2 separate regions of the Mus musculus genome follow, and region 1 is linked to region 2. A link is a loop called in an ENCODE intact Hi-C map of the cell type or tissue named here. Cell type or tissue: left cerebral cortex. All regions are shown on one strand. Each heading gives the region's core, and the rest is flanking DNA. Links, peaks and the distances in the headings are about the cores only. Region 1 overlaps Farp1 (FERM, RhoGEF (Arhgef) and pleckstrin domain protein 1 (chondrocyte-derived)). Region 2 holds the start of Farp1 (FERM, RhoGEF (Arhgef) and pleckstrin domain protein 1 (chondrocyte-derived)).

The links. Hi-C counts contacts between places; a loop is a spot of excess contacts. Peaks named below come from ENCODE experiments on the same cell type or tissue, not always from the same donor. Only the 100,000 strongest peaks of a DNase experiment are listed, where the experiment ranks them.
Region 1: it touches region 2 in a loop (2.1-fold over the local background); 4 of 42 quality-filtered maps call a loop at or near these places.

The regions. Positions count from the first base shown.
Region 1 is chr14:121,188,292-121,191,190 of GRCm38, reverse strand. The region is part of intron 2 of Farp1 (FERM, RhoGEF (Arhgef) and pleckstrin domain protein 1 (chondrocyte-derived)); the gene reads right to left. Among named protein-coding and RNA genes, the nearest start is that of B930095G15Rik, 59 kb to the left of the region's middle. In left cerebral cortex, for the core only: a CTCF peak has its summit at 1,147 (motif pointing right); no DNase peak of the experiment used is centred there.
Region 2 is chr14:121,034,131-121,037,029 of GRCm38, reverse strand. Farp1 (FERM, RhoGEF (Arhgef) and pleckstrin domain protein 1 (chondrocyte-derived)) reads right to left here and starts at 1,456. Exons shown (of 27, transcript NM_134082.3): 1 at 1,105-1,456. In left cerebral cortex, for the core only: CTCF peaks have their summits at 786 and 1,559; DNase peaks (open chromatin) are centred at 1,100, 1,645, 2,321, 2,598 and 1 more place; H3K4me3 peaks cover 2,500 bases; H3K27ac peaks cover 2,500 bases.

The sequences.
Region 1 (2,899 bases), core at 131-2,630, 150 kb before region 2:
TCTGTACAGCAGCTCCAAAGACCAAACAGGACACGCTATATGTATATGTTAAGATAAATACTACGGGGCAATCTTCAGAGTTCTGGACTTGTATGTGCCTCCCTAGTTTACTAATGCCTTTGAAAAATAGTGTATAATAATGGATTAAGAAAGCAGATCCTGGGGCTGGGAAGATGCTCAGTGGGTAAAGACCTGAATTTGAATCCTGGGCACCTACATTAAAAGCCACTCAAGGCCATACATTCCTGTAACCCTGGCACTGTAGGGCAGAGAACGGCAGATTTCAAGGGCTTACTAACCAGCCTGCTTAGCCGGAGCAGTGAGCTTTGGTTCAACGACAGACCCTATCTTAAGGAACTAAAGCAGAGAGCAGTAACGAGGTCCTGCTCTACCCTGCACATAGGTGCTCCTCTGCACAGTCACATGCAGCCACCCAGTCATGTATTCAATGCAAAAGCGCCAACAAGCCAAACCAAAAGGAAGCCAGATTCTGATTTGCTGAACATAATGGCTGAGCGATACAGAGCTTGCCTATTTTTAACCCCACTCTCAAGTCACCCTTGACTCACCCAAAAAACAAACAAAACCAACTGGCCCAGTGCTGCTTACGTTTGTACACCTAACGTGGTCGGCCTGGCCGAGCTGACGCCGCACGCTGATGACTCAGGCAGGAGAAGGTGACATTAGTGACCTTCTTGGATAGACAACCTAGTACCATAAACAGCATATGAAAAAGAGGTCAGTGACAGAGAGCCTCACTCTGGTGATTTTATTAATCAAACCAGGGACCTGGGAGCCATGAAGACAGACTGAACACTACCGTGTGAATGACCAGATGCTTCTAGAAGCACTGCTTTCAAGGATCATAGGGAGACGATGTTGAAATGTAGAAGCAAAAGGTTCTTCGATTTGGTCATCAGGTGCAGAAATTATACTCTTCATAGTTCATTTCCACAGATCTTCCTGGAACGTTAACTGCGGTCCTGCAGGGATAGCTTCCTAAGGCTCACCTGCTCCCAGCGAATATCTGTACGGGTTTTCACAGTACCCACTTCCCATTCTCTATCTAGTTGGCTGAGGAGAGTTTGGCTTGTTTATTTTTGCCTCAGGAAAGAGAGTCATGGAGGAGTCAATAAAGCAAGGCCCCAGTGCCCACCAGGTGGCGCACACCTTTAATTCCAGCACTCGGGGAGGCAGAGGCAGGCGGATTTCTGAGTTCGAGGCCAGCCTTGTCTACAAAGTGAGTTCCAGGACAGTCAGGGCTATACAGAGGAACCCTGTCTCAAAAACAAACAAACAAACAAACAAACAAACGAACGAACAAACAAACAAACAAACAAACAAAAGAGTTACAAGGCAGCTAATGTAAGCCAATGGGCCTGTATAACGTCACTGGACAGCCCACGTCAAACACCTCACTGAAATACCCCCAGCATCGAAATGCCAGAAACCCAACTCCTGAAGCGTCCAGGGTCTTTAGTGATCCAAGTTAACAAGAGGGTGGGGGAAGAATGTGACAAGAGAAAGGTGGTCTCCGAGGGACACCGGGTGGTCAACACAGCTGACAGCGGAATTTACCCCAGTAAGTACATTTTCCTCTCCAAATAGTGTACCTTTTTTTTTTTAAGTCTAAAGACTTGTGTATGGGAGGGGCGAAGACTATGCAAGGATACTGTTACCTAACAGTTGACCAATTATCAGATGAGGTGTGGTAAGAGCCTACAGACAGTCACAATTCATGTGAAGACTTTAATGCCAGGGGTACCCACTACACAGTTAACAGTCATGTGAGTGGCAGAGGGGAGAAGAGGGGCAGCAAGGACCCTATCTTGTTTGCTCCTACTGCCAAATCCCACAGACTGACTGCAGGGCTCCAAGGTTGCCTGCCTCACAAAAAATGGGAGTGCCTTCATGAAAGATCAGCACTAAGTCACTTCAGCTGATTCTCTGTCTCCCGTCTTAGCCACAAATTAAAAGACAAAGCAAAGCAAGAGTCACCTGGCACCGTGAAACCAGTTTTGCAGTGGGCATTGTATAAGATTGAGCTATCAAACAGAACTAGGAGAAAGGCTGGCTCAGTGGTGACAAGCGCTGGCTGCCCTTGCAGAGAACCCCAGTTCAACTCCAGCATCCACATGATGGCTGATAATTTCCTGTAACTCTAGTTCCAGGGGATTCAAGGCCCTTTTCTGGCCTCCAGAGACACTGCATGCACCTGGTGCAGAGATATAGATGCAGGCCAAACACCTATACATATAGAGTAAAACCGAGAGAGAGAGAGAGAGAGAGAGAGAGAGAGAGAGAGAGAGAGAGAGAGAGAGAGAGAGAGAGAGAGAGAGAGGGAGAGAGAGAGAGAGCTGAAACTCTTAAGTCTGATGTCAAAAGAACATTTTCCCAGCGCATCTAAGTATAAACCAAGCAGAAAACCCAACTTATGTGTACTCCCTTGAGACCATAGCTCAGCTGAGCAGAAACTCAGGATGTATATTAGTTATAAAGATGGCTAAATTCTATTTTGGTTCAAGTGTTTTAAGTGCTCTGACGTTGATTTCTTTATATGGGCTTTGAAAAAATTGATTGTTGATACTCAACAGGAAGACTGAATTAGGTGGCTGTGAATTCTGGAAGGGACTTTTCCTGTAGTGACTAAGCAAAATTCGCTACAAACAGTATGCAAAATTTTAGTTATTCTTGTAGAAAATAGACGGATTAATTAGATATATGTTTTTTGTTTGGAGACCTATTTTTGTAATTTCCTTTAAAAGTATAATAATAATAATTAATGTTAATGTGTTGGTAAGGTTTTCAACACTGTAATAAATACCAAGAGAAACAATTTAAAAGAAGGGAAGATTCATTTGAGCTCACAGTTTCAGTCCAAGGTTGGCGGAAGCCATTG
Region 2 (2,899 bases), core at 213-2,712:
GCCAAGTCCCCACGTGCAAAGCACATTAAACATGGCCCATCGTTGGGTCGAGGTTATGGTCAGAAAACGCTGCCTACTAAGGGAGGGATTGGAAGTCTGGAGGGTAAACCATGGGCAGGGGCCAGGTTTAAGGTTGTCAAACGCGGTAAACTAGCACGGAGGAAGGCTGAAACAAAAATAAATGAAACAGCCGGAGGCCACTGAACTCCGGAGCCGGAGCCGGGGAGGGGAGGAGAAGCTGAGCCTGGTAAACTGTTCCAGATGAGAGGCAGTTATTCGCTCCCACATCTTCACCAGCACGTCTCAAACCTCGTTCCTTTGTGAGCCCTACCTCCCTATTTTCTAGGGGGACTCTAGAAAATCCCTGCCAGCCGTGGTTTCCGGGTCCCAACAAGGAATCTGGTACTCCTCCACGACCCCTAGGTCTAAGACTCACCGGGGTCCGGATGGATCACAAGGCTAAAGTTTTCCGAACTTAAATCGTAAAAAATCACAATCAGAAGTTCTGAACTCCCCGTCCCCCCACACAAAAATAATAATATATATCCTGTGCTTTAAAAAGGGAGGGGGAAACTTCCCCCTCCATAAGGCAGAGAGTAAAGAGAAACAAGATCTAACTTAAGAGGGCGTGTTCCTCTTTGTCACCCACCGGGAGGTTCTCGCCGCCCGTGGGCGAGATGCAGTGACCCGGCGGCACGGCGGCACCCGTGCTGCCGGGAGACGGACCTCCAGAGCCGAGATTGCAGCCTGAGGTCCGGAAGAGGCGTCGGGGGCGCTGTCACCCGGCAGGGTGGGATGGGAGGAAGCGGGGGAGGGGCGCCCAAGGAGAGGAAGCCAAGCTGGGGAGAACCCACGAGCTCAGAGCCCCGCAGCCCAGGTCCGCGGAGGTGAGCTCCACCGGTGCCCGAGGAACCGTGGCTTCTGCTATTGTTGCGGGGCCTGCGGCCGCCGGCTACAAAAAGGACCGTTCCCGTGGACTCCGCAGCCAGCTCGGCCGGCGCCCAGGGCCGCGAGCGCGGGGACTCGCACAAGTTGCCGCCGCGGCCCGGTCCACCCAGGCGGCCGCCCTCCCGCCGCGGTCATTGTTCGCCGCACGCCTCCTACCTCGGTGGCTCCGGGTCCGGGCTGCGGGCTGCGGGCTGCAAGGCTGGCGAGGGCGCGGCGGCGGCGAGCGAGGGGTCCCCGCGGGCGGCGGGCGCGCGAGCTAGGCAGGCGGCGGCCGGCCGAGGTCCGAGCCATCAAAGGTGGCGCGGGGCGGAGGGGAGGGCGGAGCAGGCGGGGTGGGTGGGGAGCGAGCTCCGGGTCGCCGCGGCCGCCTCGACGCCCGGCCCGAGCGCCACTCGCGTGGGGAGGAGCGGCGCAGAGCGGGCGGTGGCCGCGTCCCCGCCCCGCACCTTCTCCGGGCTCCCCGCTCCCCGCAGCCGCTGCGCCCGCGCCGGGACCAGCCGCCTCCGAGGCTGTTGAGCGGGAAATGAGGGCCACCACTGCCCCTCCCAGGGCCTGGGCCGAGCCCTCGGCAGGGGGAGCCTGGGCACAGCCTGGGGACGGCGGAGAGCCACAGCCCCCTCCAGCGTCCGAGCCGTGACCTGCGCCCGCACAGCGGCCCCGCCCCGCTCCGCCCCGCCCCGGAGGCAGGTGCGCAGAAAGGTGGACCGTGGGCAGGGCCACGCCACCCTGGAGCTGTGCCTTACTTGGGCGTGTGGCAAGAGCTGGTGTCTGAGCTGCACCACCAAGCCAAGAGCGGGAAGAAGCGCCACCGCGGAGACGCGAGCGCTAGTCGCTGGTGTCCAGCGGGATGCGGAGGCCCGGAGGGAGATTCGTGGCACTGACTCCGCAGGTCGCCTTTGGAAGCCTGACAGAGAACTACGACATCACGTGGAAAGCGTTTTACAAAGACCCACGAATTCCGCCCCCCACCCCTTCCAGGCCACTAGCGCAGGCTTCCGGCACCACCCTAAGCGGCGCGGTATTCAATGCCAGAGACACAGGTGCCACCTCTGATGCTGCTCGGGCTCAGTGCCCACCACCTGAGCGAATCCCAGGACAGTGCCCAACCCCACCTCTCTCCGACCAGGGACAGCAGAATGCCCTGCTTAGTGTGGCGAGATTTAGAATGACTTGCAGTTATTTGATTCCGTTTTTTTTTCCCCCAGAACTTGGTGATATAGTCGGAAGATTCATGATCAGAAGGCCCACGATACTAGGTGACTTTCAATCACTATCCCCACCCACTAGGTGCCATTTTTCCTTCGTCCTTCTTCCCTGTCTCTGTCTGGGAAAGATCTTGGGCCACTGACCGTATGGAACACAGGAAAGCCTTGTTCTGCCGGATCCAGAGGCTAGTGTGGACCCGCCCCTAGAGCCAATTTGGCTCAGATTCCGGTCATTTTCCACCCTGGAGGAGTTCACTGACCTCAGTCGCAACTACAACGGAGCTACAACTGAACTTAACCAAGTGAAATTGTCTCTGTGGCTAGGGAGGGAGGCTGAAGACATGAAAGCTTGATTATCAGAGAGGGGCACCTGTAAGTCATGGGAGTCAAAAGCAGTCTGCGGAGGGTTGGGGCTGTTTCTTGCATGCTGCAAAATCCCTCTGGCCTCTGGGGAACCAGACAGGCCTTGGGCGATTTGCTAGAGAGAATCATGGGTGGGTTGGAAGCTAGCTCTGTGGCCAAACTGTGTGTGGCTTTACAAGTATGGGTGAGCTATTTTCAGCCAGTAATTTTCTTAAGTGTAGTGGTCAAACTGCCACCAAGAGCAGCAGCACTCGATTTTAAATTCCTCTCCCACTCCTCCCCAGAAAGTCTCCTCATGTAGCCCAGACTGGTCCTCGTGCCTCTACCTCTTAAGCATTAGGATTTCGGTCTGAACCACCAGGCCCAGTAAAGGAAAGCAAATT